Regions from separate parts of the Homo sapiens genome. Here region 1 is linked to region 2. Evidence: chromatin contacts called from ENCODE Hi-C or POLR2A ChIA-PET data. All regions are on one chromosome and are shown on one strand. The core of a region is the stretch at or near the end of the contact, and the rest is flanking DNA. Distances in the headings are between cores, read along the strand shown. Region 1 holds the start of SEPTIN3 (septin 3). Region 2 overlaps SREBF2 (sterol regulatory element binding transcription factor 2).

The links. A loop is a pair of places that touch in the nucleus more often than their neighbours do. ChIA-PET counts read pairs that join two places held with the same protein, here RNA polymerase II (POLR2A). Pooled maps may share reads with other maps.
Region 1: POLR2A ChIA-PET joins it to region 2 with 12 read pairs in activated B cell. The contact joins the promoter of SEPTIN3 here to the enhancer-like site in region 2. A Hi-C loop is called at or near these places in 1 of 50 pooled maps. POLR2A ChIA-PET finds 5 or more read pairs at or near these places in 8 of 52 experiments (BJ, CD4-positive, alpha-beta T cell, GM10248 and 4 more).

Annotation. Positions count from the first base shown.
Region 1 is chr22:41,965,136-41,970,933 of GRCh38, forward strand. It overlaps SEPTIN3 (septin 3), which reads left to right and starts at 4,308. Exons shown (of 12, transcript NM_001363845.2): 1 at 4,308-4,542.
Region 2 is chr22:41,856,730-41,862,798 of GRCh38, forward strand. All of the region lies in intron 1 of SREBF2 (sterol regulatory element binding transcription factor 2), which reads left to right. Among named protein-coding and RNA genes, the nearest start is that of SREBF2-AS1, 25 kb to the left of the region's middle. RefSeq lists an enhancer at 5,922-6,069. Within about 2 kb of position 2,567, at least 7 of the 41 ENCODE cell types and tissues checked have a DNase peak (open chromatin) inside an H3K27ac peak, as active enhancers do.

The DNA.
Region 1 (5,798 bases), core at 3,058-5,557, 110 kb after region 2:
TGCAATGGTGTGATCTCGGCTCACTGCAACCTTTGCCTCCCGGGTTTGAACGATTCTCCTGCCTCAGCCTCCCAAAGTAGCTGGGATTACAGGCACGCGCCACCACACCCAGCTAAGTTTTTTGTATTTTTAGTAGAGACAGGGTTTCACCATGTTGGCCAGGCTTGTCTTGAACTCCTGACCTCGTGATCCGTCCGCCTAGGCCTCCCAAAGTGCTGGGATTATAGGCTTGAGCCACCGCGCCCGGCCCCCCATTGCATTCTTATGGCAACCATGCAAGTGGGTCCTCACTGCTGTTCACCAAAGGTTTCTGACTCTCCAGCTATCAGCACACGGTAGGATTAAACTTCCCTGCCTCCTTGTGATGGGTGGGGCCATAAGACTAGTTCTGGCCAATTAGTTGTAATTAGAAGTGAGTACAGGCCGAATGGCTGATGGACTAATGGCTAGTCCACAATTTGTCACTCCCTCCTTCCCTCTGCCACATGACTAGCAATGCACTAGAAGGCAGCCTGGGTCCCAGAGGGAAGAGGGCACAGAGCAGAGCCTTAGTGGACCCAAATTACTGTGGACATGAGACATGGATGAGAAATCAATGTATCATTGCGGCCAGGTGTGGTGGCTCAGGCCTATAATCCCAGTACTTTGGGAGGCTGAAGTAGGAGGATCGCTTGAGGCCAGGGGTTTTAGACCAGCCTGGGCAACATGGCAAAACCCTGTCTCTACAAAAATTAGAAAAATTAGGCTGGACGCAGCTCACGCCTGTAATCCCAGCACTTTGGGAGGCTGAGAAGGGTGGATCACTTGAGGTCAGAAGTTTGAGACCAGCCTAATCAACATGGTGAAACCCTGCCTCTACTAAAAATACAAAATTAGTTGGGTGTGGTGGCACACACCTGTAATCCCAGCTACTTAGGACGCTAAGGCAGGAGAATTGCTTGAAACTGGGAGGCAGAGTTTGCAGTGAGCTGAGATCATGCCATTGCACTCCATCCTGGGCAATAAGAGCAAAACTCCATCTCAAGAAAAAAAAAAAGAAGAAATATTAGCTGGGCGTGGTGGCACATGCCTGTAGTCCCAGCTACTCAGGAGGCTGAGGTGGGAGGATCACCTGAGCCTGGGTAGGTCGAGGCTACAGTGAGCTGTGATAGTGCCACTGCGCTCCAGCTTGGGCAACAGAGTGAGACCCTGTCTCAAAAAAAAAAAAAAAAAAAAAAATCAGCATGTTGTTATCAGCCACTGGGATTTGGGAATGGTTGTTACTGCAGCATAATTTAACTCATTCTGACTGATATAATCTCCATTTTACAGATGAGAGGGGAGCTCAGGGGGATTGACTTGTTTGAAAATCACATAGTTGTAACAAACCCAGGCTTGAAGGACTCCAGAGCCTATGACACTTGTCTGGGAGGCCACCACAATGGTTTTGTGGTTGAGTGGAGGCCTCTGTTCTCTGAGGCCACTTCCAGGCCTATGGATCTTTCCTTTGATGGGAAAGCACCATATGTATAGATAGGAGAGGGCCATTGTCACTTTGGGCCCCTAGAGGGCAGCTGAAACTTGGCCTGTAATTACTGGGCAGGAAGTGTCCTCTAAGCCTCTAAGCAGGGCAGATGGGCAGGAGGATGCGGAGATGAACATGACTCAGGCCTTGCTCTCAAGGCCCTAACAGCCTGGCAGGGAGCGAGATGGAGGAATTGTAGATCTTGAAGTAGAAGAGACCGACCACATGAGGGCATCTGATCCCTATTTTAAAAGGCAACTGAGTCCCAGAAGCACAAGTTAATCTGATAGACGTTGCCTGGTGAATCGTTGGCCAAAGTGGGGAGAGAACCCAGGGCCACTGATTTCAGCCCAAGGCTGCTTATCTCACAGAGATCATGTAATCCAATGGGGCTGGGCCCAGGAAAGTCTCCCTTGCTCCAATCCGTCCAGGCAGAGCTGTGCCTCTCCTTCCCAGCACCCTCTGTTCTTCCTTAAGTCAGGCCAGTTCTCAGGGCCTCAAAGCATGGAAGCGCCAGATAGCTGCCCTCCCCCATCCACTGGGATCCCAGCACGTTGCCCTGGTAACCAGAGCCCAGCCAAGTTTGAGAACCTAAAGCTGTAAGGGGAGAGAAAGGATAAGAAGAGGGATAGGGGCTGGGCACGGTGGCTCATGCCTGTAATCCCAGCACTTTGGGAGGCCGAGGCAGGCGGATCACAAGGACAGGAGATCAAGACCATCCTGGCTAACACTGCGAAACCCCATCTCTACTAAAAATACAAAAAATTTAGGTGGGCGTGGTGGCGGGTGCTTGTAGTCCCAGCTACTCGGGAGGCTGAGGCAGGAGAATGGTGTGATGGTGTGAACCCGAGAGGCGGAGCTTGCAGTGAGTCGAGATGGCGTCACTGCACTCCAGCCTGGGTGACAGAGCGAGACTCTGTCTCAAAAAAAAAAAAAAAAAAAGAAGAGGGATGGGTGCTAGGCCCACACAATCACCATTCAATCATTCATTCATTCATTATTTCTTTCTAAAGAAATTTACCGGTTGGGCACGGTGGCTCATGCATGTAATCTCAGCACTTTGGGAGGCTGAGGCAGATGCATTACTTGAGGTCAGAAGTTTGAGACCAGCCTGGCCAACATGGTGAAACCCCGTCTCTACTAAAAATACAAAAATTAGCCAGGCGTGGTGGCACACACCTGTAATCCCAGCTACTTGGGAGGCTGAGGCAGGAGAATCCTGAGGCTTGAACCCGGGAGGCGGAGTTGCAGTGAGCTGAGATCCCGCCACTGCAGTCCAGCCTGGGTGACAGAGTGAGACTCTCAAGAAAAAGAAACTTACTGAAGCCAATTTTTGCCAGACCCTGGGGCCCAGAGAAGAAGATCCAGGACCTTCATAACTGAGCTTTCCACCCAGGCATGGTGGCTCACGACCGTAATCCCAGCACTTTGGGAGGTGGAGGTAGGAGTATTGCTTGAGCTCAGAAGTTCGAGACCAGCCTGAGCTACATAGGGAGACCCCCGTCTCTACAAAAAATAAAAACTTAGCTGGGCGTGGTGGTGCATGCCTGTGGTCCCAGCTACTCTGGAGGCAGAAGTGGGAGGATCACTTGTGCCCAAGAGGCTGCAGTGAGCCATGATGGCGCCACTGTCTTCCAGCCTGGGCGACAGAGTGAAACCCTGTTCAAAAAAACTAATAACAACAACAGCAACAACAAACGAAACAGAGCTGAGCTAATATGGTAGCCACAGATTAAAATAAACTAAAAAATCCAGTTCCTTGGTCACTGTAGACACATTTTAAGTGATCGGTAGCCATCTGTGGCTAGTGGCTACTGTACTGGACAGCACAGACATAGAACATTTCCATTATCACTGAAAGTTGTATTGCCCAGCGCAGCTCCAGAAGCTCACTCGCTAAAGAGAGAGACACACAGGAGAGCAGACCAGACAACACAGTGTTGTGTGGGCTGCAATGTCCTCCTCGGTAAAAAGCAGGTGATGAGGCGGAGATTAAAGGAGATGCCAGGAGAATGCTTAGCCTAGTTCCTGACTCAGGGTGAGTGCTCGGAGGACATCTGCCATCACCGTACAGGACAGTACTATAGGATCTGTTTACATACCTATCTTCCTAGCAGACTGTGAGCTCCGCCCAGCCCTGGCATGGTGCCGGGCACAGAGCAAGTGCTCAGGAAATAGTAGCTGTTATCAGCACCATTGTTATTATCACCACTGCTATGACAGAGGCAGCCGAGGGCTGTGGGAACACAGAAGAGGGCTCCCATCCCAGCCCCAGGGCCAGGGGCTGCTGAGAGTCGGCATTGCCAGAGCCAGGCTGGGTGGCTTTGTGGTCCCCTCAGGGGCAGGCCTAGGGCGGGGTCCTCTTCACACCCTTAGGGTCTGGGTACAGGGTCCAGCTGGAGCAAGCTGGGGCTCAGGGAATAGTTGTGGAAGGAGCTCTAGCCTCCAGGAACTCCAGCCCCCTTGAGGAAAGACCAGGTGAGTGGGCAAGATGGTCTGAGGGTTGCAGAGCTGAACAGGGCATGAAGGGCACAGAGGCAGAGCCAGAGGGAGACTCGCGCTGGGACTACCAGAGTGCAGCCATATTTGGAGTACCCCTGTTTTTACTGCAGACTCCCCAGGCATCAAAGTCTGTGGGAGACAGAGCAGATTTGGGGAGGGCAGGCTGCAGGGAACCTCCCTGCAGGTGGCCGTGAGTGCCAGCCTGGCCGTTACCAGCCTCCCATGGCTCTTCAGGATTCCAGAGGCTCAGAGCAGCCATTCACAGCCGCCCACTCCTAGGAAGCCAGCCCCTCCCTGCACCAGAGCCCAGCCCAGCACGGTCTCCGGGGATGTAGCTGGTGGGACAGTGAGCAGAGGGCTGGGCCCTGTGCCTGGGGACTGTGGCCTGGAGGCTGAGCAGGAGCTGAGGAGGGGACCAGAGGGACAAGGCCCCTAAGCTGGCCACCATGGCCAGACTCTGAGTGCAGGGGAGGTGAGGGGCCTGCGTGTGCCTTATCTTCCCAGACACACTGGATCCTTCTTGTCCTCTGATCAAGGTAGGTGTGTAGGGGGGTGGAAGGGTGTGGGGGTTTGTGGGGGTGGGAGGGTGGTGGGGGTGGGGTGGGGAAGGACCAAGCAATCCATGGAAGATGGGAGTGCAGTGAGGGGATGGGGAGTCGGGTGATGCCCTCGGACACCCTGTCCTCTGGCCTGCTCTGTGTGTGGGTGTGCACACTGAGGGGAGCTGTTTGTGGCTAAGTGCAGGGTAAACGTGTGTGCCCAAGTGGATGTGGCTGTGCAGGAGGGGGCAGAAGTTCAGGGCTGCAGTGATAGGCCAGGTGGGAAAGGGTTGGAGGCCAGGACAGTCTTGGATACAAATATATGGCTGGAGAGGGATGAGGGGCTGGGGGCACCATTGTGAGGGGTGATGCCTTCCCTGTCCGGTGCCCTGCCTTCCCCGTCCCTGCTGCAGACCTCAAGGACCTGGCTACATGATCACTCCCCTCCCCATGAGCCCTCTGGAACTGACTCCTCCCACCAGCCCTGGCCTTGTCCCCCAGCTGCAGGTCCCAGCCTGCTGTGTTAAAAGCAACCAAACCAACTTTTTTCTAGAGGGTGAGTTACTTGGAGTCCAGAGTAGCAGGGAGTGGCCCATCTACTAAGACCACAGCCAGAGTCCTGAGCTTCATCCTCGACACCTCTTTGTGCCCACTCCCTACCCTGGGCAGTCCCGCCACTTCTACCCCTGTGCAATGCAGCCTCCTCCAGCCCCAGCCCTAGCTCTGCCCCTTGCACAGCCCACGGAGCAGAGAGTTTCAACTATGTCCTCATGGGATCCTGGCTTCAATTCTGTTCCCATCTGATCCCTCTGTCACACTGCCCGAGTGGCCGTTCCCACCTACAGATCGGAATGGGTCACATTCCCTGGCCTAAACTTTGCTGTAGCCTGGCCTGGACCCCAGCTCACCTGCAGCCTTGGCTCTCCCCTCCCTGCTACATACAGCCTAGGAGCCCCATGTTGGATTTTCAGAAAGATGCCACACTTTCTCACCTTTGGGCCTTCTGTAGGAACAGCCCCAGCTCAGGTCTAGCCTCCCGCCTTTCTACCCCTAATGCTTAGCTTGGTGGAGCCCTGCCTACTTCCTTGCCTGGCATCCCTGGGCATGGCAGCCTCTTCAAGGGCGGGGACCATGGCTTGTTCACCAGATAAGCTCCTTCTGTGAACACTCACTGCCTCTCCATTTCCCATCCTCACCTTCTCCAGGGCTGGCTCTGTTTCTGACTCCAGCACTAGGCCAGCTCAGGGCTCTTT
Region 2 (6,069 bases), core at 1,317-3,816:
AACAGAAGGGAGCAGTTCATAGGAAGCTTGGAAGCTTGTGTTAAAGAATTTGATTTGATTAAGGGCCGGGCACGGTGGCTTATGCCTATAATCCCAGCACTTTGGGAGGCTGAGGCAGGTGGATCACCTAAGGTCAGGAGTTCAAGACCAGCCTGGCCAACACGAAGTCTCTACTAAAAATACAAAAATTAGCTGGGCGTGGTGGCAGGCGGCTGTAATCCCGGCTACATGGGAGGCTGAGACAGGAGAGTTGCTTGAACCTGGGAGACAGAAGTTGCAGTGAGCTGAGATCATGCCACTGCACTCCAGCCTGGGCAACAGAGCAAGACTCTGTCTCAAAAAAAAAAAAAAAAGAATTTGATTTGATTTAAAAGGCTGTTGGATGAACAAGATACTCAAAGAAGATGTTCGTCACTGGGTAGGAGGCTATGGTTGAAATTAAGGCAGAGTGTGGACGGGAGTGAAGAGGTAAATCCATGATGCTAAGGAAGGAGACTTGAGTGAACTTAAGGCAGGAGGAAAAAGAAAGAGCAATGGAAAGTGGAGCTGCAGATCCCTCTCCTGTTCAAACTATGAGAGCTGGCTCAGGTCCCCTGCTATAGTGGGCCAGAAAAGCCTGGACTTCCACTGCTTTTTCCTGCAGAGCTGAGTCCCTCCAGGGCTGCCATGAGAGGCGGGGAGAGAGAGCACTAGACAGAGAAGACCAGAAGACCATTTGAGAATTCCTTTGGGTTTCCTTCATGATTCCTTTTTCTTCTCATTCTGAATTGTTTTATTTTATTATGTAATATTCGGTATATGCAAAGGAATATATGACACCTTTGTGTGTATTACAAAACAAGCATTTGAGAATCCGCACCTCTCCACCCAATTTTTCTTTGTGGTTTCTTTGCCAGTAAAAGAGTTCACTCATCTGTTGCTTAAAATATAGGATGCTTGAGTCACCAGCTTGCCATCCTGTGTCATTCAACACCTCCTCCAGACTCTTCGCAGGAAGGTGACCCAGAAACCCCTTGAAGGACATGATACCGTCCCTGTGCTCTGATGTGCCCCCTGGTGTTTGAGTGGAGTGATTTTTAGATAGCGGTTTGCCTGTTAAAACCTTCCCTTTGTTCCCTATATTATTGCTTGCATTTTAGGGCTTCTCAGTTGAAGGATGTGGTTGAAAGAGCCCAGTTCCTCAGCTGCTCCTCTGGGTGACTAGAGTGTGGGTAACTGATGTTTTAGGTCCTGGAGAAAGCAGTGATGATCACAAATAGTAGAATGGAGAAATGGTTATCTCATATTGATCTTCAGGTTTGTTACTAGTCTACATTTGGTTTTTTAAATAATTATTAGAAAAAAACATTGTGGGTGGGGAGATAGGATCATTATGATGAAACAGTTCTGTACATTCAATCAGGATACTTGTTGGGAATTAGATTTTGCATTTACCTCCCTCACTGGTGTGGTCCATCTCATTTTCAGTGGCCTACACACATCACACACCATTATTATTTCCATGTTCTTGTACTTGTTGGGCAGCTCTAATATGAAAGATAAAATGAACGAAAAGTACAAATGAAGAAAGTTTAGGTGACTATTCCTCTGATCTTGAGGATGAGGGTTTTTCTTAAGCGTTACACAGAAGCCATGTAATTTCACTATACAATGTAAAAATGGTGTATAGTCAGTTCTGCTATAGTTCATCATGTGCATTTCTAAAAATCATGCCATGCGAAATCATGCAGTAAAAAACACGGAGTGGGCATGTTGGCTCATGCTTGTAATCAGGAGGCTAAGGTGGGAGGATCGCATGAGGCAGGGAGTTCAAGACCAGCCTGGGCAACAAAGCAAGACCCAGTCTCTCTTACAAATAAAAAATAAAAATTATCTGGACATGGTGGTGTGTGCCTGTACTCCCAGCTACCCAAGAGGCTGCAGTGGAGGATCCCTTAAGCCCAGGAGGTAGAGGCCACAGTGAGCTATGATCACATCACTGCACTCCAGCCTGGGTGACAGAGTAAGACCCTGTCTCTAAAACAGAAACCCAGAACTTACTGTGAAATGGAGGGTTAAGGATCACAACAATAAAAAATCTCATAGGTGACCAAAAAAAGGAAAAGATTTATTTTTTAAAAAAGATAGGGACCTGCCGGGCACAGTGGCTCACACCTGTAATCCCAGCACTTTGGAAGGCTGAGGCGGGTGGATCACGAGGTCAGGGGTTCGAGACCAGCCTGACCAACATGGTGAAACCCCGTCTCTACTGGGCGTGGTGGCGGGCGCCTGTAATCCCAGCTACTCAGGAGGCTGAGGCAGGAGAAGTGCTTGAACCCAGGAGGTGGAGGTTGCAGTGAGCCGAGATCCCGCCACTGCACTCCAGCCTGGGCGACAGAGCAAGACTCCGTCTCAAAAAAAAAAAAAAAAGTGGGGGGACCTAATAAAACAGTCACACAGTTTTATAGACCAGAAAAACTAAGAAATATATAAATACCACAATGAAAAGGCACTTTGGCTTGAAAAACACCTGAGGTTTGCTTGTGGGAAGTAAGTGTCATTAGGTTACAGCTTGGGAGTTATCAGGAAGTGGTGGAAGGAGGGCTGTCTGAAGTCCAATGGAAAGTTCTGACATCAATGTGATGAATGTGATTCATAACACATGCAGTGACCTGATGAAGCTGGTAGATGTTTAAGGTGCCTGTGTATGTGTGTGCACATTTTGTGCATTCCTGCATGGCTCATTTCAGCCGAATATGGTTTTCTGCACTTCCTAGTGTTTTTCTCATGCATAAGCAAATGCAAAATTTATATTATGCTCAGATTGTTTCTGGATGTATCTGATGCATTTGAACAAATTCACATTTTCAAAGTAAGAGTTAAAGCAAAAGTGTCAAAAAAAAAAAACCCACTATGAATAATGTGTACTAGCTAATACTAAGTGCCAGGCATGGTGCCATAGATTCCACATGAGTTATCTCATCAATCCGTGAGTTAGCTGTAATTGTTAGCCACAATGTACAGTTGAGAAAAACTGCAGCTGAAAGAGGTAAAACTTGCCCCAGGTTCCAAGGCTAGGATATGGTGATTCTTTTTTTTTTTTTTTTTTTTTTTTTTTTTGAGACGGAGTCTCGCTCTGTCACCCAGGCTGGAGTGCAGTGGCGCAATCTCGGTGCAAGCTCCGCCTCCCAGGTTCTCGCCATTCTCCTGCCTCAACCGCCCAAGTAGCTGGGACTACAGGCGCCCGCCACCACGCCCAGCTAATTTTTTATATTTTTAGTAGAGACGGGGTTTCACCGTGTTAGCCAGGATGGTCTCGATCTCCTGACCTCATGATCCGCCCGCCTCGGCCTCCCAAAGTGCTGGGATTACAGGTGTGAGCCACCGCGCCAGGCCGACATGGTGATTCTTAATTGCTATGTCATTCTTTTTTTCTGAACATATTAAAAGAGAAATAACAAAGTGGGGGAAGTACTTGCAGACATTTAAGAAGAATAAGTATCTATAATATCTGGAAGTTTTTTAAATCAGTGAAAAAAAAAAAAAGACAAAATAGCCTGATAGCAAAAATGGACGAAGGTCAAGAGCAGGCGGTTTACAAAGGAAGAAATGCAAATGCTCAATAAAATTGGGACTTTAGAAAAAAAAAAGACTTTCAGCCTCAGTTAGTACTCAGTCATGCAAGACAAAACAATTCCATGTTGGTTTTTTCCACTATCAGATTGACAGAAATGGCTGTGAGGAAACACTAGCAGGAGCATAGATTTTTGAAACCTTTCCAAAGCATGTATAGTGGTCCTTTGACCCAGCCATCTAACTTCTAGGAATTTATCCTAAGAAAATAGAGAAGTGGGGGAACAAAAGAGTTGTTAATAATGCCGAATAACTTGCTGGGTGTGGTGGCACACGCCTGTAATCCCAGCACTTTGGGAGGCCAAGTCAAGAGGATCGCTTGAGCCCAGGAGTTTGAGACCAGCTTAGACAACATAGGGAGACTCTGTCTCCACAAAAAAAAGATTTCTTTAAAGTTAGCCAGGTTTGGTGATGCATGCTTGTAGTCCCAGCTACTCAGGAGTCTGAGGTGGGAGGATTGCTTAAGCACAGGAGGTAGAGGCTGCATTGAGCCCCACCACTGCCTTCCAGCCTGGGCAAGAGAGCAAGACCCTGTCTCAAAAAAATAAAAAAAAAAGATAAGGCTGAAAAATTTAAAGCAATTTTTCATCATTAAGTTAAACAAATTTTAATACACTGGTACAGTACAATGGCACACAGAATGATACCGTGGGACTCTGAAAAGGATGATGTTACGTCTGTAATGGTTGACACTGAATGTTCTTCATATTTATTAACCAAAGGGAACAGGGTGCAAAGTAGCATGTTCAGTGTGATCTCATTTTTGTAAAACAATTTGCATGCATGTGCATGCTTAAGTGTGCAAGCAAGCCTTGTAGAGGAAGAAATCTGGAAGGGCACACATTAAAACATTGACAATGGGCCGGGCGCTGTGGCTCACGCCTGTAATCCCAGCACTTTGGGAGGCCGAGGCAGGTGGATCACAAGGTCAGCAGTTCGAGACGAGCCTGTCCATTGTGGTGAAACCCCCTCTCTACTAAAAATACAAAAATTAGCTGGGCATGGTGGCACGCACCTGTAATCCCACCTACTCAGTGGGATTACACCGGGAGGCTGAGGCAGGAGAATTGCTTGAACCTGGGATGTGGAGGTTGTGGTGAGCCAAGATCATGCCACTGCACTCTAGCCTGGGCAACTGAGTAAGACTCCATTTAAAAAAAAAAAAATTGACAATGGATGACTCAAGAATAGTGGAACTGCTGGATGATTTTTATTTTTGTTCTTTTCATTTATATGCTTTCTAAATTTTTCTTTAGTGAATATATTACTTTTATGATTTTAACAAATTATTAAAAACAGGGCCAGGCGCAGTGGCTCACACCTGTAATCCTAGCACTTTGAGAGGCCGAGGTAGGCGGATCATCTGAGGTCAGGAGTTCGAGACCAGCCTGGCCAACATGGTGAAACCCTGTCTCTACTAAAAATACAAAAATTAGCAGGGCGTGGTGGTGTGTGCCTGTAGCCCCAGCTACTTGGGAGGCTGAGGCAGAAGAATCACTTGAACCCAGGAGGTGGAGGTTGCAGTGAGCCGAGATTGCACCACTGCACGCCTGGGCAACAGAGCGAGACTTTGTCTCAAAAAAAAAAAAAATTATTAAAAACATTGTCTAACACAAGGTGCATAATAAATACAAAATATAAGAATAAATGACCTTTGTAAACTAGGTTTCCCAGCCCCTAATAGGGCTGGGTAACAAATACCTGTTAAAGGATTATTGACTGAATCTGTAATTTGGAGAAACTGTAACCCTATTTGGAGGCTTCACATTCTTTATTCTTGACCAGAATTAATTTAACCAGATTTCAGGTTACCTCATTCTCAGGTAGATGCTGAAGGCTGAGCTGAGCAAAGTGATATTTATGTTACCTCCAAGCCACAAGCTCCATAAAGTTCATGTGAACTCAGGGTCTCTTTGTGAGTCATGGGGCTGCTTGCAATGCACGGATGATAACAGGAACCTCTAATTTTGGTTATTTGCTTTTAGAGACCAGAACCCAGATACAGTTTCCTGGGGCCTCACCTACTTTGTTAAGCAACTTAGCTATAAGTTTACAAAGCAGCTAAAAACAGGAGCAGGGGAGTGAGATGAGCTTGAGCGTGCCAGCCTAGCTCGTGGGAGGCCTGTCTCTGGCCCTGAGCTTTGTGGCCTGCCGTAGGAACTGGAGCTTCATTTTCAAAGCTCCATAAAACTCGCCTTCTCCCGGGCCTCCCTTTTCTGAGTTTCATGGCTCTCTGTGGAAATGACAGCCTGTGTAATCACAGAATGTGAATGATCAGAGCAGGGAACAGTGAGGAGCCATTAGGACATTCCCATGGGTGTAGCTCACAGTTACAAAGCACAACTACACCCTGGTTCTCCAGGCCTCCTCTTTCCTGGCACCGCAGACCAGATGGGGTCCTGGAGAGGCTCTGCGTGCCCTTCTGGAGCTTCCCATCACTCCTTTCTGCAGATGTTC